2 separate regions of the Homo sapiens genome follow, and region 1 is linked to region 2. A link is a loop called in an ENCODE intact Hi-C map of the cell type or tissue named here. Cell type or tissue: endothelial cell of umbilical vein. All regions are shown on one strand. Links, peaks and the distances in the headings refer to the core of each region. The heading gives the core; the rest is flanking DNA.

What was found. Peaks named below come from ENCODE experiments on the same cell type or tissue, not always from the same donor. Only the 100,000 strongest peaks of a DNase experiment are listed, where the experiment ranks them.
Region 1: it touches region 2 in a loop (2.4-fold over the local background); 6 of 110 quality-filtered maps call a loop at or near these places.

What each region holds. Positions count from the first base shown.
Region 1 is chr4:3,425,778-3,441,830 of GRCh38, reverse strand. RGS12 (regulator of G protein signaling 12) reads right to left here. Exons shown (of 18, transcript NM_001394154.1): 15 at 13,662-13,741; 16 at 13,120-13,273; 17 at 10,876-11,424; 18 at 1,918-2,376. The coding sequence ends at 2,147. It also overlaps a transcript of HGFAC not described here. Among named protein-coding and RNA genes, the nearest start is that of HGFAC, 8.2 kb to the left of the region's middle. RefSeq lists enhancers at 4,543-5,043, 5,589-6,487, 6,488-7,386, 7,762-8,261, 8,262-8,763. In endothelial cell of umbilical vein, for the core only: no CTCF peak of the experiment used is centred there; a DNase peak (open chromatin) is centred at 4,690; H3K27ac peaks cover 624 bases.
Region 2 is chr4:3,379,403-3,395,455 of GRCh38, reverse strand. RGS12 (regulator of G protein signaling 12) reads right to left here. Exons shown (of 18, transcript NM_001394154.1): 4 at 9,019-9,040. Among named protein-coding and RNA genes, the nearest start is that of HGFAC, 55 kb to the left of the region's middle. RefSeq lists enhancers at 6,387-6,536, 7,227-7,496, 9,793-9,872. In endothelial cell of umbilical vein, for the core only: no CTCF peak of the experiment used is centred there; a DNase peak (open chromatin) is centred at 7,375; H3K27ac peaks cover 2,233 bases.

The DNA of each region.
Region 1 (16,053 bases), core at 516-8,515, 49 kb before region 2:
TTTGACCCTACCTGGAAGCCCAGCTGTCTCTCTGGCCTCGGCCTGCACTGGTCCTAGTCCTAGACCTGACATGGTCCTTGGGCCTCAGCTTAGAAGCCTCCTCCAGGAAGTCTTCCAGGATAATGCAGATAGGTTGGGGCCTAGATGGTCTGGCGCCGCTCCCAGTCCCTGCAGGCCACAGAGCTGGCCACCATCTGCCTGTGAATTGTCCATGATGAGAGCCACTACGGGCGCTGGGCCTTGGAGGTGTCCAGCTCTGTGCCCAGCACAGCACAGACAGTAGCAGTGGGGATGGGATTGTCCCTGTCCCACAGACGGCAGCACTGGGGGCTCCTGGAGGGTTCGGTGCTGCATCCTCTCGGTGGCCCCAGGGCTGGCCAAAAGGCCAGGCACAGGGAGGAGAGGGGCCACGCAATGGCTGAGTGTAGCATAGGATGACCTGAGATCCTGCCCCACCTGCCTGTTCTGACTCTGGGGGTGGCCAGGGCCCCCCAGCAGCCCCTGGTGATGTTCAGAGTGTCCCTTCCTCCCCGTCTCCCAGACAGACCCAGGAGTCCACTCCAAGAAGCCTTTCCAACCCCAGCTCCCCACCGCCGCCTGGATGGTACAGGCCAAGTCTGCGGCAGCACAACCCTGGGCCAGGTACCCTGGGGCCTGGGATGGAGCTGGAGTCACGGAATTCGTGACTTGGGGCTGTGGGCAGAGCTGCCTGAGGAACCTCTTCTGCAATATTGGAGCAGCCGCTACGGCACCTCGGGTTCCTCCTGAGTCAGCAGCGACATCCCAGGGCTGCCGAGGTGGGAGGAGGGGTGAGTGAACCACTGTGGCCTGGAGACCAGCGAGGGCTGAAGCTGCCTCCCTGTATCCCCTAAAACCCCTCTCTCTGCCCCCCATTTGCCTGTCTGTGCAGAGGGAGAGAGAATGGACACCCACTGACCACCCAGCTTGACACCGTGGGCCCCAGGGGGCACAGTGCACATGGAGGCGTGGTGGGCCCTGGGGGCACGGTGAATGGGGGGTTGGGGGTTGGGGGGGAGGTCATGGTGGGCCCTGGGGCACGGTGAATGGGGGGTTGGGGGTTGGGGGGGAGGTCATGGTGGGCCCTGGGGGCACGGTGAATGTGGAGGCATGGTGGGTGCTGGGGGCACGGTGAATGGGGGGTTGGGGGTTGGGGGGGAGGTCATGGTGGGCCCTGGGGGCACGGTGAATGTGGAGGCATGGTGGGTGCTGGGAGCAGGATGGATGCGGGCTTGTGGTGGGTGGTACACACAGCTGGCACTGGGCTTCATCTTCCATTCCGACCCCTCCCCCAGCCCCCTTCCTAGAGCACCACTAAGTGGGGTGCATCCACTCCCTGGAAGCTTCTAGAACAGCCCCAGGGGACTGGCTGTGCTCTCGGGCCTCTAGGATGGTCTGAGGAGCTCACCAACCACCCTGTACCGAGGGTACTTGGCTTTAGGGGTTCCATCAAGGCAACCTGGGGAATGGCCCTGCCTCTTCCGACTCAACCCAGCCCCCAAGGCCCCGGCCTCCCCTGCAGCCACACCTGGTTCCCTTTCTGTAATCAGACCCTCCTTAGCCCCAGGGCCTTGGCACAGGCCCAGGGCTCTTTCTAGACTTCCTCTGCCGTCCAGTTGCAGTTTACATGGTCCCTCCCCAGAAAGGCCCTCAGACCACCCTGCTAAACAAGGCTGGGGCAGGGTCCCCACGTGACGGCGAGAGCCAGTCTCTGCCATCTGGTCCTGGCCCTCAGGCCCCAGGAGCCAAGCTTCCCTCTCCTCAAAGCCCCCTTGACCTTACCCTGGGGCACTTCTCCTCCTCAGGCCCCTCTGTTTCCTGCATGACCTCCTGGGGATGTGCTCGGAGTCCCCGAGAACGAGGAGTCTGTGTCCCCAGCACCCAGCACCAGGCCGACGCTTGGGTCCTCAGAAATGCTTTATTGGGCAGCAGGAGGCCAGGGCCAGGGAGCCCCATGGCCAGCATGGCGAATGTCCGGGGCCAGTGCCTCCAGCGAGGTCACCCCCTGCCCTCCTGGCTGGGCTCCTGAGGGTGTGGTGGCCAGGGTGGCCCCCCTGAGGCCCACAGAATCCACCTGGGCTGCCCCACCCCGACATGTCCACAGGAGAGTTGGCCAGGCCAGGGCAGCTCAGACGAAGGTGGCGTGGTGAGCGCTGGTCTTGGGCTTAGCAGGCTCACCCGGGACGGGGCCCAAGCCAGGGAGGTCTGATGTAGGAGGCCCACCACTGGCCTGCGACCTCCCAGGGCCAGCCTGTGCCCCCGCTATGCCACCATCCCGCCCGGGCGCCGAGCCAGTTACAAGATCCACATCGATGATTCTGTTGACTGGGAGGTCTCGGCTGCCATGGGTCCCACTTCCTGTCACAAGGAGAAGAGAAGCTGTCACTTGCCTGGCCCGGCCCTGGGCCCCCGGAACCCACCCCCTACCCCGAAGGCCCCTGCACAGACAGCATGGTAGGGGTCCCTGAAATATCCCAAACACATCCCAGAGGCAGCTGGCGTCCCGCTGTGGGCCTCCAGGCTGGGGCAGGTACGCCCAGGGGAGGTGCAGTGTTCCCAGAGCCCTCCACATAACACCTGCCACCAAGTGGGGGAGCCGACCCACTCAGAAACCCTACCACCCTGCTTCCCCACTGCAGCTCAGGAACAGAGCTGGGCCCCCGGCAGAGCCCCCGCCCCAACTGCCCCCCTAATTCCTCCTGGGGGCGTCCTCAGGGGCCCCCCCAGGCCCAGGGCCCATCCTCAAGGGCCACCCCCAGGGGGCTGAGCACTAGGGTTCAGTTCCAGATAGGCTGGACCCTCTTGGCCTGGTGGAACGGGCCCTGAGCCCTGTGTCTGCTGCCCCATCCCACCCTGCCAGGCTGGCCACCTGCTCGCCCACCTGCCTCGCTGCCTCAGCACCGTCTTCACCGTACACACCCTGCTCTGGGCCTCCCGGTCGTGTCCCCTCCCCCTCCATCCCTGGCCCCCCTACTGAGGCCCCTCTTTCCGGCTGGTCAGTGACTCTTGCCCCACTTCTGGCTCCAATGCCCACTCCAGCCCCAGGAGATCCCGGCTGCCTGAACCGGCCTTGGAAGCTTCTAGACCCAACATGGGCAGGCCATCTCCTTGCCAGCACCCCCGGGAGGCCTCCCTACCCAGGGCGTCACTGCCCTGCCACATCTGGTGACCTCCACGTGGACCCCTGGAAGACACAGTTGTGTCTATGCCAGGGTGGAGTCCCCAGGGGCCAACGAAGGCTGGGGCCAAGGAAAGTGAACGGTGCACGCAGAATGGCTGGGTTCATGTGCCGCCCGGAGCTCCATGGCAGGACCCCAGGGCCTGGGAAGGGGCAGTGAAGCCCCCGTGCTGGGAGAGCCCAGCCCTTCCCGCCCACTGACCCCACCCCCCCATCTGTACGGTGGGGGTGACGTTGCCGACCCGCCCAGTGACCCCACCCCCCCATCTGTGCGGTGGGGGTGACGTTGCCGACCCAGAGGAGCAGGCTTCGGGGGCAGGTTCCTGCGTACCTAGCGTGTCTCCTAGGCAGGGGTCCAGGAGCTCCCTTCCTCAGTGAGCCTGGGGCTGAGGCCCTGAGACAGTCATGTCCATGCCAGGGTGGAGGCCTTGAGGCGCCTATGGGGTGGCAGGAGCCCCAGGCCTGGGCCCACAGCAGACAGGAGGCAGGAAGAGCCAGCCCCCGGCACATGAGAACCAGGGACAGGGGGTCCCTGCTACCAACTGCTGCCCTCCACAGGTGAATCGAAGGCCTGGGAAGGTGAAGACCCTCCTCGATCTACAGTTCTGAGGTCCCTGAAATGGCCGCAGGGTCCTTGCTGCCCCAGCGGCTCCGTGGCCACCAAGGTCCCCAATCCCAGCGTGCCCCTCCTCACCCTCAGTCCAAGCTTCCGGAAGCAGCCTCCATGAGGCATCTGTGAACAAGTCCGGGCTGCGGGCGGAAGGTGTGACTCCCCTCTTGAGCGTGCCCAGCCCGTTCTCTTGAACAGGTCCCAGCAGTGGCCCCAGAGGCCCTCATCCTGGCCTCGACGCAGCAGCCCAGCCAGCATGTGGGAGCTGTGTGGGGCCTGTGTGTCTTACTCAGCCAGGCCCGGTGGAGATGCCATCTGGAGGCCCAGGGGTCCATGTGGAGCAGCTGAGACTAGAAACTTCTCCCAGTCAGGCCTCTGCTCATTCAACAAGTGTCCTACTAGGTTCTGCCAGGGCTAGGAGCTAGCCCTGCCCCCAGGGGACAAGGGGACAGTTCTGCCCATCTCCTTCTTGTCACCAGGTCCGCATGGCTCCAGATGCCAGGCTGCAGGGCTGGGAGATATCGTGTGGGGAGAGGCAGGGGTTTGCCCCCTCTCGCCGGTCAATACCGTGGGCATTTGGGCATTTGCCTGGAGTGTTCATAGGGCTCTGAAGGGGCCTGCAACACCACACATGTCCAGAAGCCCGGCTCTACCCCGCCAGCCCCACATGGACAGATGGGAGGACAGGCCCCTGAGGGCCCCAGGAAGCTAGTGTGCTCAGGATGGAGAAACACTTGTTTCTGGAGACAGGACAGCTCTGTATGGACCAAGGATGTCCACATCACAAGGAGGGGGCCACAGCCAGGCCCTTCCTGCCTACGGGAGCCAGCCTCGCCCTCCTGTGCAGGGCAGCCAGCCCCAGGCCTGTGACTCAGCTGCCTGGCCCCGCCCTGAGCAGCACGCTGCCTCACCACCTACATGCCAGGGCCTGCCCGGGGAGCACCTTCTTGCCCAGCATTTCCCTGGCAGGGATGGCAACACAGAGGACCCAGCAGAGCCTGCACCACCTCCAGAGGGGCCTGGCCTCCTGGTCTCACTCCTGGTGCCACATCTCCAAACATCCAGACCTGAGGCCACACTGGGATCTTGTTCCCTGCCGCTTGGGCCACCTGTGAACCTCTCCCCGGCGCCCCACGGCTCCCTGCCCTCGGCTGGCTGGTCCTGCCGGCTCCGACTGTGCTGTCCAGCCTTCCCAGGAGGGGGTCCTGCTGGAGGCCCCACAAGATGCAGCAGGAAGGCCCCTCTTTCCACATGCGCAGGCCCCTCACCGGCTGCCGGTCGCCCCCAGGCCTCCCAGACACTTGTCCATGAATGTCTCTGTGCCAGCCACTGCCAGCTGCTCTGGCCTAGGCCTGGGGCAGGACCCCGCCCCACCCTGGTCCTCAAAGCTGAGTCAGGAACCCTGGCAGGCACAGCGGGAGCAGGGGCTGCACTGGCCTGGCCGGGGCAGGGGCATGGCCTGAACTCTCCCAGGCTCTCCTTCGAGACCCAGGCCTGGCACCTCTCCCACTGCCCGCCCTTCCTGCCCCCCGAGGGACCCCGTCCCCCAGGCACTTTGCTCAGCCTCTGCCTCCATGCTCCACATCATCTGTGCTGCCAAGCGCAGCCACCTCCTCTGTGAAGCCTCCCCAGCGCCCCTTGGAAGCTCGCAGGGCACAAGGACACCCAGGCAAGGCTGAGCCGGCTCACACTGAGAACACGGCAGGAAGGGGGGAGCGAGGGGAGCCAGAGGCGGGGACCCTACAATCCACTGTGGCTCCCAAGGCCCCTTCCCTTCCCAGCCTTCCCACCACAGCGCACCCCACGGGCTCCTGCTAAGGCCTGTGCACTCCTGCTGATGGGCCCCCATGGGAACGAGAGCACCCCCAGAACCTTAGTTCCAGAGTGTGACCCCCCCAAGGTCCCCCTGTCCGTGTGGGTCCCCAGCCAGGATCATGACTGTGTGTGATGGGCTGGGGCTGGGATAGAGCTCCTCAAATATTTGCTGGGCATTGGCGAGGGAGTGGACAGCGCCCAGCAGGGTGCACAGTGTGGTGAGTGGGGAATAGGGGAGTGGGGAATAGGGGAGTGGGGGTGACTGAGGGCACAGGAGTGCATGTGGCAGACCCCAGGGAGGGGCTTCAAGCCGGAGCTCCAGCAGTGCGGGCTGAGATGGGCACAGGTGGCCAGTCCTGGAGGGAACATGGGGGTAGGCCAGGTCACAGTCACTTGCAGGCCTGAGACTTCCACTCTGCAAGACCTGGCTGGAACTTCAGGTGGAAGGCAGACACTTCAGGGGAGGAGGGGGAGCAACCTAGGGTGGCTTCTGGTGGGATCCGGGAGGACCACGTGTCACAACCAGGCTGGGGGCTGTGGAGGAGGGCCGAGGCCAGCTGGTCAGTTCAGGAATCCCCTGGGGAGCCACGGAGCTGGGCAGGAGCCAGGAGATGCTGGGGGGAGACAGGGCTCTGGGGAGACGGGGCTCTGGAGAGAGGGGGCTCTAGGGAGAGGGGGCTCTGGGGAGAGGGGGCTTTGGAGAGGCACCTAGCAGATGCCCTCAGCAGCTTTGCAGGCCTGAGACCAGTGGCAGGCTCCTGGGGCTGTGTCCCCAAGAAAACCAGCGGTCTCAATCCACATCAGAGTGAGGGGGTCTAAGCTGCATCTGCTCCTGCGGAGGGCGGGGCACGGGAGCTGCCGAGGAGGCCTCTCTTGGACAGAGCAGGAGCCAGGTGGGGCTGCATCCTCACCCGGTACAACACAATGGCCATGCCATGGGGGGTACTTTCACCCCCAGGGTGAGGGGCGTGACCTCACTTCCAGGCTGCAGAAGCCCCGGCAGGCAAACATCGCACATCTGGCAGGTAGCTGAGCTCCGGGGGCCCTGAGGGCAGCCACTGGGCCCAAAAGTGTTCCTAGGGGATACTGGCAGCTGTGACACTGGGGCCTCCAGGTTGAGTGACCCCTGAGCCCGCCCAGTGAGCTGCCCCAGGGGACCCCAGCCCCAGGAGAGCTATGCGGGGACCCCTCCTGGGGTGGTGCCTAGCATCTCCCTGCCGGCAGGTGGAGTCCATCCTCTTGGGATGTCTGCACCAGGAGCTCAGTCAGGCCATGGGGCTGGGTACTCAGCCTTACCAAAGGGGCTGGGAGGAGCCACTGGCCTCCAGCCCCCAGCCAGGACCCCTGACTGTCGCCTTGCAGCCAGCAGGGCAGCAGTGAGACCACCCAGCTCCCGGGCTTTTTGTTGGAAACGAAGCAGATCTGGTTAAGAAAGCAATTGGGAATTATTACCAACACAACCGTAAGAACCCGTTTTAAGATGGCGCGTACAGAAGGAGCACTGTGCATTGGAAACTCGGGTGTGGGTGCACGCGACCTTTTGAATGCCTCTCTCCTTTGTGAAAACACAAAGCGCAGACGTCTGCTTCTGTGCAGGGGTGGAAGATGACTGCTAAAGGCGGGACACAGCAGTGCTGGAGGGACAGCTGCTCCCTCCCCACGAGAACAGAAGGTGAGCATTTTGGAGGGTCCCTGTGTCGAGACACAGATATGCACAAAACGTGCCATGCAGACACATGGCAGGTGCACACACCGACACATGCCACACGAACACACACCAGGCATGCACGCACATGGGTATATCTGCCTGACACACTGATATGGTTTGGCTCCGTGTCCCCACCCAAACCTCACCGTGAATTGTGATAATCCCCCGGTATCAAGGGTGGGACCAGGTAGAGGTGACTGGATCATGGGGGCAGGTCCCCCCATGCTGTTCTCATGATAGTGAGTCTCAGGAGAGCTGATGGTTTTATAAGCGTCTGGCATTTCCTCTGCCGGTTCTCGTACTCTCTCCTGCTGCCCTGTGAAGAGGTGCCTTCTGCCATGACTGTAAGTTTCCTGAGGCTTCCCCAGCCATGCAGAACTGTGGGTCAATTACACCTCTTTTCTTTATAAATTACCTAGTCTTGGGTATTTCTTCATAGCAACATGAGAACGGCCTCATACACACAGCACTGTGTGGACACATGCACACCTCTGCCAGCGTGCCCTGGAGCCTCACGAGGGGCCTGACACTTCTCCCGCTTGAGGCCTCTGTTGTGTGTGTCAGACAGCTAAGGCTCAGGGCCATTAGACTGGGTGGCCTGGCAGCAAGTGGCCAAAGGGAAAGGAGACCCACCCACATGCCTCCCGGGACCAGACATGCATGGGGGCACCGGCCAGCCTGCATGGTGCATGGTCTCGGTCTCGGTGCGTGGTGCTGGGGCTAGACAGACGGGGTGGAGTGCCGCGTGGCGTGTGGCGCTGGGGCTAGAAGCATGGGGCGGTGCGGTGCATGACGCTGAGGCTAGAAGGGCGTGGTGGAGCACCACGTGGCGCAGGGGCTGGAACAGGGTGGCATGGCACGTGGTGCTGGGGCTAGGATGGGGTGGTGTGGCATGTGGCACTGGGGCTAGGACAGGGTGGCATGGCACGTGGTGCTGGGGCTAGGATGGGGTGGTGTGGCATGTGGCATTGGGGCTAGGACAGGGTGGCATGGCACGTGGTGCTGGGGCTAGGATGGGGTGGTGTGGCATGTGGCACTGGGGCTAGGACAGGGTGGCACAGTGCATGGCACTGAGGCTGGAAGGGCAAAGTGGTGTGGCACAGCTCTGTGGAGACTCCCCCTACCTCAAGGCTGTTGCTGGCAGCCCCCACGCGTAGCCGGCATGCTGCCCACCATGGCAATGGGGAGGGCGGGAGCCCGTGGGCTTGGCTACACCTCCTGTTGTGTTTCTCACCCCGGACGCTGGGTCCAGGGCGGCTGCCACATTGTGAGGAAGCATCCCACAGCAACTGTCAACGTCGGAGAGCGTGACCCGGGATGACCCCCAAGCTCCTAAACCCTGAAAACGGACAGGTCAGCACTCAGTCCAGGCTCGCCCCGGCCCACAGATGTGAAAGAGGTTCCATCAGGCCACCACGGCATTCACAGCCTGTTTCCTTTGCCGCCATGGGCAGGTGAACTCTCCAATACAGAGAATCCCATTAGAGTGGGGGTTCCAGAAGCAAGCTGCACAGAGCAGTTTCTGTCCCAACGCCCCCCAGCAGGCTTGAGCCAACATCACAGGAAGACTGGGCAGGTCCTCAGCAGTTGTCCTGTGTCGCCACGGACAGGCACGTGGAGGACACACACCTACGACCTATGGCCAAAGCCACTCCCACCTCCTTCTCCCACTCACTGGGTCTCCTCCTAGGAGACAGCCCAAGAGCCAAGGATCCAGGGTACCCACCTGCCCAGGGGCTGAGGAGCCAGCGGGGCGGGGAACCAGTTCTGGCCAGTGGCAGTCGGGGCAGCCACCAGAGCGCAGGGGGACCTGCTCCTCCCAAGGCCGGTACCACCCACCCTCCTGCCACAAACAAGTCAGGGATGTCAGCCGGGGCGCTCAGCTGGGCCTGCGCTGTAAACCACCTCTGTGCTAATGGCCCTTGGCAGGCAGGAGAACTGACCCCCCACGTGGGTCTGTCTGGCCCTCCCAGGCAGCCTGACACACGCCACACCTGTGCGCAGAGCCAGCCACAGCCCCAGGGCTGCAGGGCCGGGGTGTGGGTGCGGGACTGCAGCCCGAAGGCCAGCAGGCCAGCTCATCTCAGCACCCGCCACCGGGCCACCAGCTCTTCTGCTGTCCCGCCGCACAGCTGTGCTGCTGGGAGCACACCAGGTGCTCAAGAGTTTTGTTCAGTGGATGGTATATTTTTAAAAGCCAGTAGATTACGGTAAATCCACTTAATCTCCTAAAAATGTGTGATATTTCCCCTAGATTAAAATACTTTTATTATTTTCTAAAGTGGAAACAAAGTTTCAAATGAGAAAGAAAAGTTGTAAGCCAGTCCAGTGATGATGTCCAGAATTTATTACTCCTGGAAGAACAGACTCAAAACGCAGGTGAGAGCCACACAGGTGTCCACCAAGACGGATGGAGGGGGACTCAGGCCAGGGGTGGAGGCTGCAGAGTGGCACCGGTGGGCATGCCAGGCACCTCAGGCTTTCTCATCCAGGCGTGTCCTGGCTGTGAAAGGGACCAGGTAGCCCCTCCCATGCCACACGTGGCCTCCAAAGGCCCAGATATGTACAGATCTACAGACGTGCACTCCCTGGTCCCCCGGCGAGGTCCAGGCTACAGGTCTGACAAGACCAAACCTCACGGCAGGCCTCTCACTGCTGTCAGCATCCTGGACCAGGGCACAGGACGGAGAGGCGCTCCCATCGCCCCCAGCAGCAAACCACAGCAGAGGTGTCCACGCACCCCTGAGCACACTCCATGACGCGCACCCTGAGCGGCTCCTCTCTCCAGGGGATGGCCACGCAGGCCACGGCCCTCGGACCCCTGGAAACACCTTTCCCTACCGGCTGCTGGGAGCCTCGCCTCAGTTTCTGGTATTTGTGGCTCACGGAAACATCCCTGCTGCCAGGCCATCCTGTTCACCTTCACACTCACTGAATCCCCTGCTTCCTTTGAGAAATGCCCGTGACACCCGCGGTCAGAGAGCGCTGCTGACGTCACCTCCACTCCCGAGCACCCACACCACCTGCTACGGGGGCCGCCGGTGGGTCCGAGCTGCACTCTCAAGGCTCTTCCGAGGACGGGCCTGTGTCTGGGAGCCCTCTCCTGCTATGAACACAGCGGGCTTCACTTCCTCACTCAAGACAAATGCTATTGTTTTCCAGTCTTGAGACAGAAACACTAAAAACGATCGCTGTCCAGATTTGGAAAGGAATGCCTCCATTTTCGGAAACCCCCAGGCCTCACCCAGGGTGTTCCCAGACCTCGCTGCAGGCACTGCCACGTATCATTCCTGCAAGAGCCTCTCAGGACACCAGGATGCCTGCCCAGAGCGCCTCGGGGGGACCATCCTGACAGACACTGGCCTGGGGCCACACGAGCCCCTCCTTTCCAAGAGGGCCAAGGAAGCCCCCAACCAGCAGGTGAGGAGGGGGTCACGGAGACCACCAGCAAACAGTGGCAGCCGGGGGCCCACTGTCCTTTCTGACTGGAAGCTGAGCAGACCACGCTTACGGGGCCAAGGTGGAGGGATCAGAACCTGGAGGTACCTGGTCTGGAAGGTCCTGGCACTTCCTGGGGGGTGGAGGGCGGCGGCAGCAAGGTGCTGTTGGGGCTGCTGATGTCCCCCTCCCCCATCAGGGTCAGCTCGGCCACGTGCTCATCCTCCACCGTCTGGATGCCCCCGGCCTCCACTTCCTGAGACTGCCTCTTCCAGATCTGGGCGGTGCCCTCCTGCGCGAGGGAGACGGGGGACTGGGGAGTGCAGAAGGGCCCGCTGGGAGACTTCTGCCCGGGGGGGGTCGTCCCAGGAGGTCCAGGGGGGCTGGAGGCTGAGCCCGGGCTGGTGGACGGGCTGTCGCTGCTCTCCTGGACTGGCTCCCACTGCTCGCCAGGCTGGGAGGCGCTCTCCCGGCCGTTGCCTGTGGCGCTTCTCTTGCTAAAGCCCTTGGCCACAGCAGCTGGAGTGGGGAGGGTGAGTTCTGTGGAACCAGGAGGTAAACGGAGGAACTCTGGCAACACCAGGTCTTCCTTCCTTAGCAGCCCACGTTGGTCATCTGCTCTGTTGCTCTGAGCTTTGGAAATAAGCTCAAAAAACTCTATTGGAAGAAAACCCAGAGTGACCGTGTTTTAGAGAGTTTCACATTAATGACTGTCACCGCAGAACATTCTAGAAAGCTCTCATCCTGGGCTGTCCTAACACCCTATCAGCTGTGGGTCAACAAGAGCCCTTTTCCGTCCACACTATCTTCCCACAGACAGCGGAAGGGACAGCCCTGGGGCTTCTAGCATACTCTGTCTTCAGGAGTCTGAAAAAGCTGTGTACTCCCTAAAAACCACGCTGTGTGAGGTCCAGACTTGAACAAACGAGACGCTTGACTCAACACGGTTACGCGCTGATGCCGTCTGAGTAGGAAACTGTGGGACTCTCTGGCCTGGGCTTTCAATTTAACACTTGGGGCCCTCTGAGGACTGGCCCCCTCCTCCGGTTGGTCAGCATCTGAAGCACCCGCCCGGGTCCCAGCTGCAGCTGCAGTCCTCAAAGTCGGGAGCAGAATGAACCCGAGGAGGGGTGGTAGAGGAAGGCCCTGAGACGGGTGGTCTGGGAAGGGGCACCCTCAAATCCACGCCTGCCTCTCGGGGTCACTGCCTCTGGGCAGAGGGTGGTCCTCCCAGGCCTAGGGCAGAGGGGGGCAACACGTGCTCTCCCTCTCCGCACTGAAGCTCCACAGCCCCGAGGGGCCAGGACGGGTGCCCCTGGGCCTCCCACTGCCCAGCCACTGTGGGGGCCTGCAGGTGCCTCCAGCTTCTTGGCTGGCTCCTCCAGAACTCTCCTTTTCTTACCTGGGCTGGGTTTTCTAGTGTAGCAGGCCCCAAGGCCACCATTCGAGGTAGATGGCGTCTAAACTGGGCTTTCTCTAGCATTGGAATTATACTCGGAGTTTTTAACAACTACAAGGAACCTCAAATCTCTGACTTCACTGGTTCTCAGAAACATACAAGCTTCAAAGAGGGCGTGTGATTTACTTGTGCTCGGTGGCCAACAAAGGCTGGAGGTGTGTTTTAGTTTTACCGTGAGGTCAGACTCCACAGCCAGCTGTGACAAAGCCGTGACACGCCAGGTGGACTGGCAAGTACGCCCTGGATGAAAATTCAGGTCACGGTGACAGCTGCTGGTTTTGACTCTGTTTTCAATGCTTCTCCTTGTTATAAACTTCTGGAGAAAAAGGAGCTTCAAGAAAGGACTCATCTCTCCATCTCAGTCTTCCAGTGTGCCTGTTGTCTCTCCTGGAGGCCAGGGGTGTGCAGGCTGACCTTCCTCACTGACCCCCGCAGCCAAGAGAGCTCAGCAAGCCCACGGTCCTTCCAGACCAGTGTGCTCCACCTCCCCTCACCTGGGTGCCCAGCTCTGCCTAGGGTGGACTCTCTAATGCTAACTGTGCCTCCAGTCACGCTGGGGACCCTGGCACAAGCCAGTGGTGGGGCCATAGGGAGGAGCTGGGGTGAGAGGGAGGCAGAGCCTGCGGGGGCCTCTGGCATCTCAGGGCAGACAGTGCTGCTCACATCGGCTGCCCCTGATGCCCTAGGAGGCCTGGCACTCAGTCTCAAAACTGGGGTTTCGGTGGAGTGATCCCAACAGCCCACAGACTGCCCCCGGGAGAAACATGTCTTCCAGGCCACAGGGACGGACCGCAGTCACCCAGATGCTGACAGCTCAAAGCAGATCTACTGACTATACTGGAAACTAACTGTGCATTTACTAAAAACGTGGAAGTTTTAAAAAGTTCACATACCCTCTGCTTCGTCCAAATTAATTTTCTGATATTTTTTTTTCCCAATCTTTGCAATAGATTCTTCTCTCTTTGAAAGCCGGGGATCCCTAGCATTTTTTCCATTTTCTCCTTTTATTTTAATAGAATTAGACTTGCCTAGTGTTCTTTCCTCTCCCTGCATTAGAAGGAAAGTCAAAGTTCTACTTTCATTTCAATACACGACAATACATCATTCATTAGTTAGAGAGTAGAAGGCTCTATGAAATAGATTGCATTGATACAGAATTTACATGCATTGCAGAAAAACCATTGCAATGATAAGGATTACAAACAAGAATAGCATTTAAGGCACAACCACTCCCACCTCAGAAGAAAAGAAAGCCAGTCCTTCACAGGTAAGAGGGAGCTGGGCATCGGCAGGGACGAGAGAGACCCCGCCAAGGAGCGTGGGGGAGACACACAGTGATAAGCAGGCGGTAAGGAAGCACCAGGGCACTGCGCAGGGCAGGCGGGGGCCACAGCGAGAGGAGCAGGGCACAGGGTGGGCCAGGGTGGGGAATTACCGTAGCCGAGTGGTTTCTGGAGCTGGAATTTACAGCTGTGTTCTGTTTCACTGGCACACCTTTCTGTTTATCTGCGGATGCTAAACATAAGAAAGCTTTATGACTTCAGGGACTCGCAAATCCATCTGAATGTTTCATAGACAACCTGCTCCTACTGTCTCTGAGAGCAAAGCTGTAGAGAAGCCACAAGGCATCTGCTGCCCTTATTCACCACGCACAGCCCTGAGGGGAGTCCCCATGGGACAGGAGAGAGGGCCCGTCCTCCACGCACACAGCCGGGCTCCGTACATCTAACTAGGGACTTGCTGGAGGAGTGATGTTGAAATTGAAAAGCTCATTTCATATACTATTTGGCATAAATATTCTCTAGAAAGTCAGAGTCTTACATTTATGACATATTTTCTTTCTCTTTTCTTTCTTTTTTTTCTTTTTTTGAGACAGAGTCTCACTCTGTCTCCCAGGCTGGAGTGCAGTGGCACGATCTCGGCTCACTGCAACCCCCGCATCCTGGGTTCAAGCAATTCTCCTGCCTCAGCCTCCCATGTAGCTGGGATTACAGGCATGTGCCACCACACCCAGCTAATTTTTGTATTTTTAGTAGAAACGAGGTTTCACCATGCTGGCCAGGCTGGTTTCGAACTCCTGACCTCAGGTGATCCACCCACCTTGGCCTCCAAAAGTGCTGGGATTACAGGCATGAGCCACTGTGCCAGTCCATGACATATTTTCAAATACAGCCTTTGCCCCATGCCAGGGCCACAGGCTGGCCTCTGCTGGCACTAACGGCCTCAAGCCCATTTCTGTGGCCCAAATGTGACTGGAGGAGTCGCGCTCCTGCCCCACATACAGCCCTACAAAAACGCTGAGCGCCAAGCTCCACCACAGGACTTGCCTGTACACAAACAAGCCCCGAGGCCCAGCAGGCCCTGGGCACAGAGGGTCAGCCGGGGCAAAGCTGCTGGCCGCCCTGCTGGGTTACACATGCTGTGCCTGCCCCACCTGCCTGGGTGGGTGTCAGGGCCCAGCGTAAGGCTTTCCCTAGAGCAAAGGGTGGGCTCGGGGAAGGGTCTCTGCTCTGTGAGGAGTTGGGGAGGGGAGCAAGAGTTGGAGCTCCAGGACTAATGGCCTCAGCGCTTGCTTCTGACTGGGACCCATGGCCCAGGTCTCCCTGGGTGGGGACAAGTGAGCCACGTGCTCCCTGCGTGACATCATCAGGGCCAACAACCTGAAAGGCAGAGGGGCAGCCCAATGTCACCTGAAGTGGCTCCTCACAAAGTGAGCTCTCTACCTAGAACATCTGCAGGTGGGTTTCCAGAAAGCTCTTTCCAAGACACACCTCCCTACGGCACCTGCACCTGCAGGCCCCAAGGCCACGCCTCTGCCTGTCCCTGGGGACAGCTACAAACAGGACCCACCCTCCTGGGTCTGAGTAACCTTCCTCACGCACGGTTCTCAACAAGGGCTCTAAGGAGGGCCGGCTCCTGCGCGTCAGGATGAGGTGGGGGCCGGGCGACGAGCCCATCTCCGAAGGCTGCTGGCCGGACCCAGCTTCCCCAGGGCAGGACTGTCATGACCAAGGCAACACGTTGGAAAGAGCTCTGTCGACCGCCCGATTCCCTGCACGCAAGGAACTGCAGAACCAGCCCAAATGACCGAGCCTGCAGCCTCCATTTTGCCGGGCAGAGCACAGGCGCCTACTGCCCTGGCTTCCTGTTTTGTGCCTGGAGGGAAGGGCGCCAGATCAGGGCACCAAGGAGGGACCAGGGGGCCCAGACCAATTCTCTTTTGTGTACTAACTCCAAAGCCTCCCCCTCCCCTGGGCCAGCCCCGCCTGCCCTCTCTCCTGCACAAGCCCCACTCACCCCCTCCCCTGCACTGGCCCCGCTCGCCCTCTCCCCTATGCCAACCCCACAGCCCCCTCCCCTGCACTGGCCCCACTCGCCCTCTCCCCTATGCCAACCCCACAGCCCCCTCCCCTGCACTGGCCCCACTCGCCCTCTCCCCTATGCCAACCCCACAGCCCCCTCCCCTGCACTGGCCCCACTCGCCCTCTCCCCTATGCCAACCCCACAGCCCCCTCCCCTGCACTGGCCCCGCTCGCCCTCTCCCCTGTGCCAACTCCACAGCCCCCTCCCCTGCACTGGCCCCGCTCACCCTCTCCCCTATGCCAACCCCTGCCCCCTACCCTGTGCAGGCCCCACAGCCCCCTCCCCTGCGCTGGCCCCACTCGCCCTCTCCCCTGTGCCAACTCCACAGCCCCCTCCCCTGCACTGGCCCCGCTCACCCTCTCCCCTATGCCAACGCCACAGCCCCCTCCCCTGCACTGGCCCCGCTCGCCCTCTCCCCTATGCCAACGCCACAGCCCCCTCCCCTGCACTGGCCCCGCTCACCC
Region 2 (16,053 bases), core at 3,403-11,402:
CCCACCCAAAAGACCTGTACAAGCATGTTATATGGCACCATCTGTAACGGCCAAAAGTCAGAACCAACACGATGTCATCAAGAGAAGAATGGAGGAACGATGCCATATTTGCACCATGGACAGTCCACAGCTAGGAGAGTAAACAGCTCCTGATAGACTCACAGGAGCAAAATGCACCATCCTATGTTAAATAAAGGAAGCTAGACACTAAACAGCATACGCTGCGTTGAGTCTTTTTTTTTTTTTTTAGATGGACTCTCACTCTGTTACCCAGGCTGGAGTGCAGTGGCGCAAACTCTGCTCACTGCAACCTCTGCCTACTATAACCTTCACCTCCCAGGTTCAAGAGATTCTCCTGCCTCAGCTACCCTAGTAGCTGGGATTACAGGCATGCGCCACCACATCCAGCTAATGTTTTTTTTTGTTTTGTTTTGTTTTTTTGTATTTTTGGTAGAGACGGGGTTTTGCCATATTGGCCAGGCTGGTCTTGAACTCTTGGCCTCAAGGAATCCACCTGTCTCGGCCTCCCAAAGTGCTGGGATTACAGATGTGAACCACTGTGCCCAGTCAGTCTTCTTTTTTTTTTAAGTTTGAAAACAGGCAACAGCCGTCGGGTGAGAGGTCCCTTCCGGAGCTGGTGACTGAGGGCCTGCAGGGGCGCTTGGGCTGCTGGTAATGTTCTGTCTCTTGGTCTGAGTGCTGATAACACACATGTGTTCATTCTGTGAAAATCTCTCAAATTGCTTATTGATCATGTATGTACCTTTCAGCGTGTAAGCTATTCTTCAATAAAAAGTTTTCATTACTTGAAAAACAATTGCAACAAAAATGCATCTGAAGTGTTTAAATAGTGTCACGAAATGTGAGCAGAATAGAGCCACCTTTCTACATCAGTATCATTTAATATAAAATGCAATTCCTAATAGAGTATTCTCATTAGATATTTGTTACCTACATTCCTTTCTAGATTTGTTATTTACATTTCACATATTCGGCTGAGCATGGTAGCTCACGCCTGTAATCCCACCACTTTGGGAGGCCAAGGTGGGTCTATCACCTGAGGTCAGGAGTTCGAGACCAGCCTGGGCAACATGGTGAAACACCATCTCTACTAAAAATACAAAAATTAGCCAGGCGTGGTGGTGTACATCTGCAATACCAGCTACTTGAGAGACTGAGGCACAAGAATCACTTGAACCCAAGAGGCAGAGGTTGTAGTGAGTCAAGATTGCACCACTGTACTCTAGCCTGGGTGACAGAGCGAGACTCTGTCTCAAAAAAGAAAAAAAAAAAAGATGTGCTGAAGGAGCAGACGGATGAAATGCCGTGGAAGGGCACCACGTTCAGAGAGATGCCGGCAGGAAGGGTCAGTCGCAGGTGCTCTGAGGGCCGGGCAGAGGCTTGGTCTCTGCACTTCACCTAGGGAGCCAGCCAGGCCAAGTCCAACCTGGGCTGGGCAGCTTCCTCCCCAAATTCCAGCCATTTCCCCATAGACCCAGCATGGTGCTGGCCTCAGATGCTCCAGGGACGGGCCTGGGGAGAGGAGAACCTGCTCTTTCTGGGTTGTGAGGCAGCTTTTGGGAAATCAGTGAAGCTCTTTGTACAAGGTGCCGTCATGACCTGAGTTTTGTTCTGAACTTTACAGACCACATCCCACAAGTAAGGTGAAAAAAATTATATCACAGAACTCTATCTGCCGTGGGAGAGCACCTGGGACAGGCCTTCCCCTCCTGCCAGACAGTAGAATAGTAGACAAAATACGCAGAGCATCAGAACCTGCGGGAAAAGACAGAAAAAAGAAAAGCAAAATATGCGAAGCAACAGTTCCCAAAATTGGACCACAGTCACCAGAAGGGGTGTAATTCCTGATGAAAAAATTAATAAGGTGAGCCCTGTGACCACCCAGAGCTGTCAGCCCAGAGGCACTCCATGAACCACAGCACAAGGTGGGGCCCAGGTAGAACCACCGTCCAGAGCTGAGGAGACAGGTCAGAATCGGGGAAGGCCAGGGTGGCTGGAGCTGCAGGTGCAGGAGAGACCTAGCAGGGAAAGTGCCCAGGGACCTCACAGGAGCCTCCACCTGTGGCTGAGTTCTAAGCTGTGCATGCACAGCCGAGACCCCACGAGGCAGGCAAAGATCAGCCGGGGGCTGCGGCGGGAACAGCTGCCAGAACTCACACAGGGTCAGGGGGTTCCCGAGTTCCAGCCAGTTCTGGGTGAATCCCCAGCTTTTAGAGGAGTCCCCAAATGTAGCTTTACAAACCTCTGTATTTTTTAAAGGAAGGCAACAAAATTCAGCACTCAGTCAAGAACTGCCAGACAAATGAATACTCAGAAAAATGTAACCCATAACCAGGAGAAAAGTCAGTCAATAAAGGGACCCAGAAAGACAGAGATGATAGCACTGGCATCTAAGGGCTTTACATGTCTTATAAATATACAAACATTTTGGGGTTTTTTGTTTTTGTTTTGAGACAGTCTCACTCTGCCCCCAGGCTGGAGTGCAGTGGCACCATCTCAGCTCACTACAACCTCTGCCTCCTGAGTTCAAGAGATTCTCCTGCCTCAGCCTCCCGAGTAGCTGGGATTACAGGCATCTGCCACCATGCCCAGCTATTTTTATATTTTTATTAGACACGGGGTTTCACCATGTTGGCCGGGGTGGTCTTGAACTCCTGACCTCAGCTGATCCGCCCACCTCAGCCTCCCAAAGTGCTGGGATTACAGGCATGAACCACTGCACCCAGCCAACATTTTTGGGGTTTTAAAGCAAAGCGTGAAGAGAATCAGTAGAAAGAAATGAAAAAAATAGAAGGAACTGCTAAAGATGAAAACACAGTCTCTGAGATGACAGGCTGATCGGCAGGAATTCCCTCACAGGAGGGAATGAGCTGTATATCTGACACTAAAATGACAGATCAGTGAACTGCAGGATAGAGCAAGAGAAACAATGAAATGGCAAGCATGCAGGCGACACAGAAGCCTGAACATGAAACGGCCTCCATGAGCTGAAGGGAAAACCAGGTGGCCTAACATGCTTGCATAATTAGAGTCTCAAAAGTGGGAAACAATGAAAAAAATACCTGAACCCCAACAAATCCCAAACACAACAGACACAGAAAAACCAACCTGAGACTCATCATAATCAAATTGCTGAAAACCGACAATAAGGAGAAAGTCTTAAAAGCTTTCTGTTAGGTGGTATGCCCAGAGGGGATCTCTTCCCACAGTCTATCTAGCCTGGGGGTAGGGGAAGGATCTTCCTCAACTGCATAAAACTGCACAGGTCCTGTCCCTGAGAAAAGCCCTTGAGCTCTCCCCACACTCAGGATCTACTTCTAGACCTTTTCCTTAAATCATTTTGGCCAATCTGATTTTCAATCCAATCTACATAATGCTTTCTTTCTGCAAACTTCATACATACTCTCCTGAGAGCAAATCTATTAACATTTTCAGACCATTTTGAAAGTCCTTAGGTTAAAAGTTCCAGAAATTTAAAATATTAATTATTTTAGTAAACTATTAAGATATACAGAAAAGTGCACAGATTATGAGCATATGGCTTGGTGGAGTTTTGCAGGTGAACATCCTCCCAGACCGAGAAGCTGAGCAGGAGGAGCTTCCCTGGAGCACCCAGGCAGCCCTCTCTGACGCCCCCAAACACCCCAGGCAGCCCTCTCTGGTGAGGCCCCCAAACACCCCAGGCAGCCCTCTCTGACGAGGCCCCCAAACACGCCAGGCAGCCCTCTCTGACATGGCCTCCAGACCACCAAACAGGGCGGACACTGCTTCTCACGCCTAGGGTTGCATGAGAGGAGTTCTTCGTTTGTTTTATCTTTTCCCCAAGAATCTAACTAAGAAACTCCCTTGGAGTGGGAAGGGGTGGCGCCTGCTTCCAAGTGTGGCCTCTGGGGAGGGGATGCAGCCGCAGGGGCACCAAGGGCTTCTGTGGTCACCCCAGCCCTGAGTCAATTCTCAGGCACAGGCCCCCTGGCTAGCACACGTTAACTCTGGAAGATAGGTATGCAGTTAGTGGTTTTATTACCTTTGAATTTGTTTGCTTGAAAAAATAATTTCACAATATTAAAAACTAGTAATAAAAACTCTCCAAATATCTTGTAGAATTGGAAAGAAACAAGTACATCGGAAGGCATCCTGGCAGAAATCAAGTCTCCACACTTCCAAAACTGAAAATCTCCAGTCTGACTCCTGTTTACAAATACTAATACGGTATTCCACACCCTACAAATACACTGTGTGATTCTGAGCATCATTTTGAAGTCCAAAAGCAAACCAAAAGAATGTGACATATTAAATCAAGTAAAGGGTTCTGGTTAAAACAACCACTCCCACAATAGCGCATTACAAATTAACATTCTGTTTCTGCTATTTAGCAAACATTTTTGGAAAATGTGCAATTAGGCTGCACTGTTTTTCTGATGAGGAAAATGTAAATTTATCAACTAATTCTATGTAAGTACTGATGGTTCTACTCTCAAGCTTTTCCCTTTCTCTTTCAAAATTGTATAGAATACAAATTTTGGCATTTGCCAAAAATATCAACAATTATACTTTATATTTTAAAGAGGAATGCAGTTTAAAGTCCCCCAAGTTAATCCGGCAATTACGGTAACCCTCCCCCATCAGGCAGCCGTTTGTGACAGCTCCCCAGGCCTCAGTGCCTGTTCGCTAACAAGGACCGGCGAGATGAAGACACAAGGCTAGGAGAGAGAAAGTGACTTGCCCCAAGAGATCGGCCTGTCAGCTGTGGAGCTGCAGGTGGAGCCCGAATCTTCCGCCATGGCCAGGTCTGAGCTCCAAAGGCCCGCGTGTTGGGTGAAGGCACTGGAAGAGCCTGGCAGGCGCGCAGAGCAGCCCAGGAGGAGGCGGCGGCAGTGGGTCCACCCCGCAACACCAGTCACACAGGAGTTTCTGCTTCTGTGCTTGTGTGTGCTTTTTGAGAAGGTTTCACGACTAAAAGGAAAATCACTGAAAGCCACTGTCCCCGCCCAAGCCTCGCCCTGACGCTCTGGCTGATGTCTGCTGAACACCCGATCATTCACTCAACAGACAGCTCTCGTGCCAGCCGCTGTGCCGGGTGCCGGGACAACTCTGACCTGCCACGTGGAGGTCACACCAGCTGGGGGGACAAAAGCACCAACACAGATGAATAATTAAAATGATGGAAGCTGCCCCTAGCACGGGCAGGAAATTGACAGTGGCCATCGCTCAGGATGGGGGCAGGTGGTCAGGAAGGGAAGAGGGAAACCGCATGTGCCTGAGGCACCATTGGAGACCAGGGTGGGACGCAGGATGGTTGGGGGAACAGGGGCTCTGAGCTGGTGGAGGGGTCCAGTGCAGGGGCTGGGCAGATCACTGCTGCTGCTGTGGGGGCAACCACCAGCGTTCAGGAGAAGGGAGCGGGAGGATGGCTGCAGAGACAGGGCCAAGACTGAGGTCTGCATGGAGGACGAGTAGGGGGGCAGCTGAGTGGACAGAGTGGGGTCAGGGCAGAGCTGAGGCACAAGGCATGAGGAGGACATGGGGATGGAGGACTGCGACTAGTACGTGTCGGGGGTCCCCAGGGTGAGGCTGCGAGAACGGAGTGTTTGAGAAGCAGCTGGAGCACCGGGGTCATGTATGTGGGGTGTCATGTGGACCTGCCACCGTCCCCCAAAGCCAGAGCCGCACAGTTCCCCGGCTTTCCTGCTGGCACAGACGCCGTACGCAGGAGGAGGTGGGCGCTCTGGGAGCTCCCCGATAGTCTCCACACCCCGACTTCAGAAGGTGAGGTGGTCACAGCGGGAACATCCACCTGTGGAGGCTGCAGTGGGTGAGGGGATTCTGGCAGGCCTCTTGGCACAGAGCTTGACCAACGGAGGAAGCCACAAGAACGGGCTTCTGTGCGGCCGCGGCTCCAGCTCTGTGCAGAGCCAGACCAGGAGAGGTGAGAGGTTCCTTTTTCCAGGAGCAACCGGGCATCTTCCTTTTCTCATTTCTTCACAACGCCCCATCTCCCTCCAGCTCGACCTCACACTTCTGTCTGAATAACTTCCCACAAGGCAGACCATTCCCCTGCTAAGCCTCTCTATAATGCTAGAATGTGCTTCCTTCTCTCCAGCTGGAATCTGCTCCCTGCCCCCACCCACAGCCCTGCCGTGCCCCCCAGAGACCAGCTGTAACCCTTTTTCCCGAGGGCACTCTTTGGCTACAAACGGGTGGCCATTATCAGCCCCTTTCTTCTGAAAAAGTGAAAAAACACACTCCAACTTGACAAAGATTGCCAAAATAGCATAGTCCAACTTCCTTAAAACCGAGCCACAAAACTAAAACTCTCCAGCGAGAGCCTAAGCTATAAAAGCACGATACGCGTCACAGAATGAAACCGTGGCATGAACACGAACTCTCTCACTGGCACGGCTCGTTGAACACAAAATATTTCTAAGTGAGTGATCTATTAATCACCAAAACTAGACAGGATGACCAGGCAGAGACAGCCCAGCTGAGCAGATTGCTCCCCAAGCCAACTCCTCAGTCCCTCCTTGGAACTCGGGGAGCATTTTTCCCATAAAAACACTGGGGTGCTGGAGTTCCCAGGCCCACCTCAGTGCACTGAGTCTCCCACTGACCACAGCCTATAAAAAGATCTCTGTGTGGAAACACAGCCAGAGTTTCCCTGGGACCACCCCCCCACCCCGACCCCGCCCAGGCTCCTGTCACTGCCGTGGAGGGCAGGGTGTGGGGGAGGGGGCCTCTTTCTGCCTGAGGCACCAGAAGGGGCAGCAGGGGCTGCAGGCGCTGGAGGGTCCAGGGCTGGAGCGGGGGACTCTCCAGGACCATGGGGCTGGGCGTGTGGAGGCCCAGGGCTGGGGGGTGGGTGGGAGCCAGGGTGGAGGGGCCTCTCAGCCAGGGCTTTCCCCTGCAGGCCTGAGTCTGGCCATCTCACCTGCAGACTACTGTGAGCTGCTGGATCTCCCCACTCTGCCTCGGTGCCCTACATCTAACAACGGCAGAATGTGACACCGATCTAGAGCTCATGTGCACATTAAACAAGATAACTGGCTCTTTTTACTCTTATAAGCAAAGAAACTGAAGATGGAAAAATAACAAAAACACAAAAAGGAACTAAATAAACATCCAGCCCGCCCACTGCGGTTCCTGAAATTCAGGGTGTGCTGATGACTGTCTCCTCCCTCCCGTCTCCTCCTCCCTCCCGTCTCCTCCTCCCTCCCGTCTCCTCCTCCCTCCCGTCTCCTCCTCTGTGACTGGGGCTCTCCATGGAGGGACGGGCCTGTCCCAGTGGCCCCAGGGTCTGACACTGGGAAAAGAAGGAGGAGCAGGGGGTGGAAAGCCCTAGCACCAGGGGATCTCTGCGTGGCCAGGATACACTTCCTCAGAGGGACACACAGAGCCAGCGTGGCGAGGAGCCAGGACACACTTCCTCAGAGGGACACACAGAGCCAGCACGGCGAGGAGCTAGAGACTTCCCACCCTTGGGAGGTGCAGGTTTTTAAACAACTGTAAAATGGACACATAACACAACTCTGGGTTCCTGCATCTATTGCTGACAGAAGCAATCTTTTGGAGGCAAATAAAACTTATTATATATGGTGAAACTAAACATATTAGGCAAATCTTTCATGTATAAATTGCCTGCAAGAAATGAATGTCTTCTGCCAGAAAGGAGAAGTGAGAACACGGCAGAAAGAGAAAGCATGAACAGATCATTCAAAACACCGGTCACTTTATCCTGGATTTGGTTCCGGGTCCTGTTTCTTTTCATTAAGGAAGTTTATCCTCCCTCCACCTTAAGACTGATTAAATGACATGATTTTCATTGTACATAAAATAGGAAATAGAATTCCTTTTATTCTACAAAATACATCTCCACCACACGAGTGTCGGGATCCCTCTGGTCTCGGCTTCAGGTGCCAGTGCGTGTGTAACCCAAGATATGCTCCTCCTCCTACAGAGCCGCTGGCCCACAAGGGCTCTGAGCTCTGTCTGCCCACCTGGGGTCCTCCTGGCCTTCCTACAGAGTGGCTGGCCTGCGAGGGCTCTGAGCTCTGTCTGCCTACCTGGGGACAGCAGCCCTTTCCGAGGCCGAGGACTGAGGCCAGCAGCTGCAGGACCACAGAAAGTGAGAGAACGACATTTGGTTTCTCTTTAACGCACAAATACAGTGGCACCTCAAACCCACCGGCCCCTGGGCAGCTTCTGCAGCACAGCCTGTGCCTCAGCCCATCCCTGGCCCACAGCGATGCCAGGTGCACCTATTCCAGCTCTCAGGGACAGAAGTGGGGACAAAAGCGTGAGGTGACGATGAAACCCGAGAGCCTGCGGACTGTCAGGAGTGTTAGAAGAAAAGAGGAATATTTCGGAGGAACTCTCCTTACTTTGGAGAGGTTTTTTTAAATCATTGAACCAAAATGATAAGGATGACATCAGAGAAATCTTCAGTGAAATAAGACATTCCTGCCTACTTCCTTTTCAATCAGTCCATGAAAAGAATCCCTGTGCACAAAATTCTTTAAACACAGAAAGTAAGTTTTTGATTCCTCTTCATCCCACACTCTCAATTCGTCTATTATACTTTTCTTGAGAAAATTCTGGGTCTCACCCAAATTTCCTGAATTGCTCAAATTCAGAAAGCACTTTGAAATCTTAACTTGCTGGTTTAAAAGCTGGTTATACAACAAGGGAAGAGCAAAAACACGTTTTAACTTGTCAGACACAGGCAGGCGGGTGGGTGCACTCCTCAGACACACAGCGCTCTATCACACTGGTGTTCAGGGCCATGGCAGTTCTCTTAACAAACAGCTTCCAAAACACACGCCGAGGCCACCTGGGTGTCACAGAAAGCGCCCCCAGAATTAACTCACCTAGAACCCGCCCACAAGGAGACAGGGAAAGGCAAACAACCCGTCCTTCCTGAGGGCATCAAATGGCAAATACACTTTCACAATTTGAAAACTTTATGAAAAATAAAAAATATATACATCAGAAATTGTGACTTACCGCCATCAGACACAGTTGCAGACTGAAAGAAAAGAGAGAGAGACATGAGTTAATTAAGCCTCATGACAAAACTCCAGGAAACGAAAAGTCCATCTGAGGAACACAAGGGGCAGACTCTGGGAGGTTCTCAGAGGCACTCTCCAGGTGGAGGTGTCCCGGGAAAGCCAGACGGCCCAATGAGTCAAGAGTCACGGCTCCCACTCCGCCCAAACTAGGTGACACCCAACAAGAGGAAGTCATCCTTTTCATGTGAAAAGAACAGATCCCAACATGTCTGACATTACAGTCTTAGTAACAGCGTCAATGAAACCAACTTCACAAACTTCAGTAGCATCATGCCCTGTAAGTGACACACACACTGGGGGCAGCCACCAACAGCCCACTCAGTGCCCACGTGCCGTGACGCCACCCAGGACCACACTCGGGGGCAGCCACCAACAGTCCACTCAGTGCCTGTGTGCCATGACGCCACCCAGGGCCATACTCGCCGCCCCTCACGCTCTCCAGCATCACTGCCCTCCCACAGGAGTGGAACGGGGCCTAGAGAGGCGCAATGACCACTCAGGGTGGCAGCAGAGGAGTCAAGCCCAGAGCCAAGCCCCGGATCTGGTGCCCGCCCACCCAAGCAGTGCAAGAGCGGCCACCAGCAGGAGGGTTGGGGAGACGCCTCCGAGGAAGGGGCTTGGAACAGTGGAAGGGGCTGGAGGAGAGCAGGGTGGCTGGCTTAAAGGCACCAGGGACAAGAACAGACAAGTCAAGTTATGAAGGAGGGGTGGCAGGCGGTACCGGAAGGCCAGCGTGACCAGGAGGAGGCCGAGAACTCGAGACAGTCAGCTGAGCCAGGAGGAAGCCGAAAAGAACAGGAAGCCACGGCGGCCCCAACGGGAGCCCTGATCAGGGCGACCTGGCACTGCACTGGCAGGAAGGGCCCAGGGCGCAGAGCCGTCAGGCAGGTACGGGACAAGCCCAGGACTCAGCCCAGGAAGGAGAGGAATCAGAAGAGGCTGGCTCACCAGGGGACACGGATGCCAGGAAGTGAGAGGGGGTGAGCAGAATGGAGCTCCAGAGGCTGGACAAACCCGTGTTTGATCTGATCCCTGGGCAGGCACTCTGCTGCTATCTAGGCAGGAACCCCTTCCTGCGGGGACCTCCCAGACGGCCTGGCAAGGACCCACTTCTGTCCTCCTCTCTGCCAAGGCGAGGGCTGCCAGGGCCAGGGGAGCGAACGAGAAGGTGCTGCCGTGATGGGCAACCTGGTACCTCCTGGCCACTCCCGAGAAGTGGAGGTCACTGGGGCTTTAAGACCCCCCCACGCCAAAGTCCAAACAAGTGAGGCCCAGAGGAACCTCCCAAGGGGGAGGGGACCAAGGAAAAGGAGCCAGGGCTTCCAGCTGCTGCCCCTACCGTGTGGCCCTCCGGGACACACACTGTATGGGTTTTAACACGAGCGGTACACCCACTGGAATTCTGCACATCCTGTCTGACCACCCCAACCTCGGCACAGGGCCCCAGCCCTGCCTCCCAGCCTGCCGGCAAGGGCAACCATGCCCCGACGCAGCCTGGCCATCCGGGGTCCACTGCCAGCCCTGGCCCTGCGACCTACACCAGCTATGCGCATCCTCCTCCCCCGCAGAGTCTGTCCTCTGGCACCCAAAGTAAGCCCCCTGACAGGCACTGTGTGAGACCACCTGGGGCCAGCTTCGGAGGGTCCTGCCCCCCAACCCACTTCCCAGTAGTGAAAACACACAGCAGCCTGCATCCATCTCTTCACTGTCCTCTCATTGGCCAGGAAGGGGAAAGAGCACACACCCCTGAAGCCACCATGTGGCCCTTGGCCCTCAGCCGCAGGAACTGGTTTTTATCAGAGGCTCTGGGGCAGCCACGTCACAGATGCTGACATACACATTTTGGAAGGCTGTCATTCCTTCCATGCCCGCAATAAATCATCCACAATCATGTCGCAATCTAAATAATATCACAGGAAGGCTGGGCGCAGTGGCTCACACCTGTAATCCCAGCACTTTGGGAAGCCGAGGTGAGTGGATCACCTGAGGTCAGGAGTTCGAGACCAGCCTGGTCAACATGAAGAGACCTCGTCTCTACTAAAATATAAAAATTAGCCGAGCGTGGAAGCAGATGCCTATAATCCCAGCTACTCGGGAGGCTGAGGCAGGAGAATCGCTTGAACCCGGGAGGTAGAGGTTGCAATGAGCCGAGATCGTGCCACTACACTCCAGCCTGGGTGAGAGAGTGAGACTCCGTCTTAAAATAAATAAATAATATCACAGGCAATCTATACCTTTGAGATTATGAGAAGAAAATCCACAAGGCCATACACAAAATCAGAAATGCTGTCAATAAGATCTGAAAGATAAATCATAAAATGTAAACTTCATAAATATGAAGGAGGTGTTTCACTTCATGTCACGCTCATGAGTAAAATTCAATTCTCAGAATCTGGCAGGCCGAACAAAGTGCTCTAGAAAACCTCTATACACGCAGCATTTACATCCCCCAAATTAGCTGAAACTTGAGAACCAGGAGAGAGGAGTGTCCCAGAGGCCAAACAGACTGAAGGAGAAGGTGGCCAGGGAGTGTGTGATGCCCACTGAGAGGCCAAAGAATATGGGCATGGGCCATCGCTGCTCCTGTGATGGGCACAGGCTGCGGGCACGTAGGGCTAGACCAGAGCCTCTGGGAGGCTCTAAGACAGTGCACGGATGCAGGTAAAGTGTAGAGCTGTTTTAAAAGTAAACTTTACCTTTTCAAACAGCTTTAAATTTATGGAAAAAATTATTTTAAAGACAGTAGAGAGATACACATACTTTTTTTTTTTGACAGTCTCGCTCTGTCACCAGGATAGAGTACAGTGGCATAATGATGGCTCATTGCAGCCTCAATCCTCCTGGGTTTGAGCAATCCTCCCATGTCAGCCTCCTAAGTAGCTGGGATCCAGGAGTTCACCAACATGCTCAGCTACTTTGTGTATTTTTTGTAGAGATGGGGTCTCATTCTGTTGCCCAGGCTGGTCTTGAATTCCTGGCCTCAAGCAATCCTCCCACCTTGACCTCTCAAAGTGCTAGGATTACAGGTGTGAGCCTCCATGCCCCACCCAAACATGCTTTTTAATATACCGCTACTCCAAAAAGAGTAAAGGGAAATCCCTGAAAAGAGACGAGGAAGGAACAGAGGGGGAAGCAGTTAGAAAATGCCAATGCCACTAGGGCCGGGTAGCCCGCAGTGAGCCTCAGCCACAGCACGGTTGTCCCCTCAACCTGAGATCCTCCATCCAGCTCAGCCATGGCCCTCGGGGAGTAGTGTTGTCCTAGGTGCAACACTCCTGGAAGCCACATATATTAATGCAAATCCTTCCAGAAAGAAAACAGCCCAACAGGGGCCCTCAGGAGTTCCAGATAGTGAGCCCACTCGAATATGAGTTCACTATGAAAAACCCAAGGAGAAGCCCAGCATGAGTGGGTATCAGCAGAGACAACAATGAGCAGAGTCTCAGACATGGGAACAATCTAATGCAGAGCGTTGAGTAACCATCTGTGAAGCTGTCGAGAAACAAAGGCTGAAGCAGAACACGAGCACAGTGCAGGTCGGAAACAGAACCATATGGAATGTCCGACAGTGAAAATACAGTAAGTGAAGTTAAAGATTCAATAGGAAGGCTAAACAGAGATTAGGCAGTTGAAGAGAGGATTTGGGAACTGGAAGATGGAACTGAAAACAATTACACTGACCACAGTACAGAGGGATGGGCAGAGAAAATAAGGAGGAGAGAGAGAGAGCAGCAGAGAACTGAGGTGGTCTCCTCAGGATCTGAGATTCAAAAACGACTGTGGAGAACTCCTGAAGACCGTCACCTACAAATGGTGCTGTGAGCAGGACTAATGCAAGCCAGCAAGACTTTTCAGTGGATCCCATGATGTTGATCTCCCAAGGTGGTCACAGGAATCAAGACACCCACCACAGTGGCTCAGCACAGCATCCAGTCGGCACTCAGCACAGATATACTAATCATCAGTGTCGCTTCCAGGCCACGGCTGGGCTTGTCTGTGCTCAGGAGTGGAGCTGAGGAGGAGGCAGAGGGACTGAGGGCTTGTCTCAGCATCAGGAAGGGCAGGGAAGGAGAGGGCACCTTGCGGTTCCTTTCTTCATTTCAAAAAGGGACATTATATCTCTGACAAGAACTTTTAGAAGTTATGTCATCAATGCAAGTGGAAAAAATAATGCAAAATGATATCATGGTATAATCACAAATATGTAAAATTTTCTTTAAAATGTAAGATCTGTGAAAATACACTCTTAAATACTGAAAAGACGTAACTAGCCACAAAGGAACAATATCCAAAGCTAACAGCAGTCAACCGCCCTTGAACGGTGACGTTACGACTATTTTTTGACAAATAAAACTTTGTGGTGTACAAAGTGGTGCTGGGTGCTGGCAGGGAAGCCTCTGGCCTTCACATACAGGTGGCTGGACCCCAGTTTACACAGTGCACAGCTCTCTCACTCCCAGGTATATTCATTAAACAAAAGCAGTAAGATTCATGGTAATTATAAATGATCTCTTTGCAAATTAAGTAATCTTGTCAGGAAAAGTCATGACCAATTTCTCTGAAAGTATGAAAACTTGGAGGACAGCAGTTTGATGTCCAGGTGATATGGTTTTGTTGTGTCCCCACCGAAATCTCATCTTGTAGTTCCAATAATCCCGTGTTGTGGGAGGCACCCAGTTGGGAGGTAACTGAATCATGGGAACAGTTACCCTCATGCTGTTGTGATAGTGAGTTCTCACAAGATCTGACGGTTTTATAAGGGGTTAGTCCCTCTTTTGCTCAGCACTTCTCTCTACTGCCACCATGTGAAGAAGGACGTGTTTGCTTTCCCTTCTGCCATGATTGTAAGTTCCCGGAGGCCTCCCTAGCCATGTGGAACTGTGAGTCAATTAAACCCATTTCCTTTATAAATTACCCAGTCCCAGGTATTTCTTCACAGCAGCATGATAACGGACTAATATAGTAAATTGCTACCAGAAGTAGGGTGCTGCCGTAAAGATATCTGAAAATGTGCAAGTGACTTTGGAACTGGGTAACAGGCAGAGGTTGGAACTGTTTGGAGGGCTCAGAAGAAGACAGAAATATGTGTGAAAGTTTGAACTTCCTAGAGATCTGTTGAATGGCTTTGACCAAAATGCTGACAGTGATATGGACAACGAAGTCCAGGCTGAGATGGTCTCAGACAGAGATGAGGAACTTGTTGGGAAGTAGAGTAATGGTCACTCCTGCTATGCTTTAGCAAAGAGACTGATGGCACTTTGTCCCTGCCCTAGATATCTGCGGAACTTTGAACGTAAGAGAGATGATTTAGGGTGTCATGCAGAAGAAATTTCTAAGCAGCAAAGCATTCAAGAGGAAGCAGAACATAAAAGTTTGAAAAATTTGCAGCCTGACGATGTGACAGAAAAGAAGAAAAAATTTTCTGGGGAGAAATTCAAGCCTGCTGCATAAATTTGCATAAGTAATAAGGAGCCAAATGTTAATCACTGAGACAATGATGAAAATGTCTCCAGGGCACATCAGAGACCTTTGGGGCAGCCCCTCTCATCACAGGCCTGGAGGCCGAGGAGGGAAAAATTGTTTCCTGGGCTGGACCCAAGGCCTCCCTGCTCTATGCAACCTCAGGACATGGTGCCCTGAATCCCAGCTGCTTCAGCTCCAGCCATGGATAAAAGGGGCTAACGTAGAGCTCAGGCCATTGCTTCAGAGGGTGAAAGCCTCAAGCCTTGGCAGCTTACATGTGGTATTGGGCAAAGAAGTCAAGAATTGAGGTTTGGGAACCTCTGCCTAGATTTCAGAGGATGCATGGAAATGCCTGGATGTCCAAGTAGAAGTTAGCTGCAGGGGTGGGGCCCTCGTGCAGAACCTCTGCTAGGGCAGTGTGAAAGGGAAATGTGGGGTTAGAGTCCCCACACAGAGTCCCCACTGGGACACTGCCTAGTGGAGCTGGGAGAAGAGGGCCACCCTCCTCCACACCTCAAAATGGTAGATCCACCAACAGCTTGCATCATGCACCTGGAAAAGCTGCAGACGCTCAATGCCAACCCGTGAAAGCAGCTTGGAGGGGAAGTGTACCCTGCAAAGCCAAAGAGGCAGAGATGCCCAAGGCCGTGGGAGCCCACCTCTTGCATCAGCATGCCCTGGATGTGGGACATGGGAGTCAAAGGAGATCATTTTGGTTTAATGACTGCCCTATTGCATTTTGGACTTGCATGGGGCCTGCAGCCCCTTTGTTATGGCCAATTTCTCCCATTTGGAATGGGGATATAGACCCAATACCTGTAATCCGATTGTATCCTGGAAGCAACTAACTTGCTTTTGATTTTATAGGCTCATAGACAGAAGGGACTTGCCTTGTCTCAGATAAGACTTTGGACTTGGACTTTTGAGTTAATGCTAGAATGAGTTAAGACTTTGGGGGAACTGTTGGAAGGGCATGATTGTGTTTCAAAATGTGAGGATATGAGATTTTGGAGGGGTCAGGGGTGGAACGATGCAGTTTCGCTATGTCACCACCCAAACCTAATCTTGAATTGTAGTTCCCATAATCCCCATGTGTCATGGGAGGGAGTCAGTGGGAGGTAATTGAATCATGGGGGCAGTTACCCCCTGGTGATAGTGAGTGAGTTCTCATGACAGCTGACGGTTTTATAAGGGGCTTTCCCCCTTTTGCTTGGCACTTCTCTCTCCTACTGCCATATGAAGAAGGACATGGTTGCTTCCCCTTCTATCATGATTGTAAGTTCCCTGAGGCCTCCCCAGCCATGTGAAACTGTGAGTTAATCAAACCTCTTTCCTTTAAAAATTACCCAGTCTCAAGTATTTCTTCATAGCAGCACGAGAACAGACTAATACAACAGGTAATATTAAATTTTTATTTAATGTATGTGATATGATATTTTAATATATGTATACACTGTAATATGATTATCACAATCAAGTGAATTAACATGTACCTCCACCACCTCAC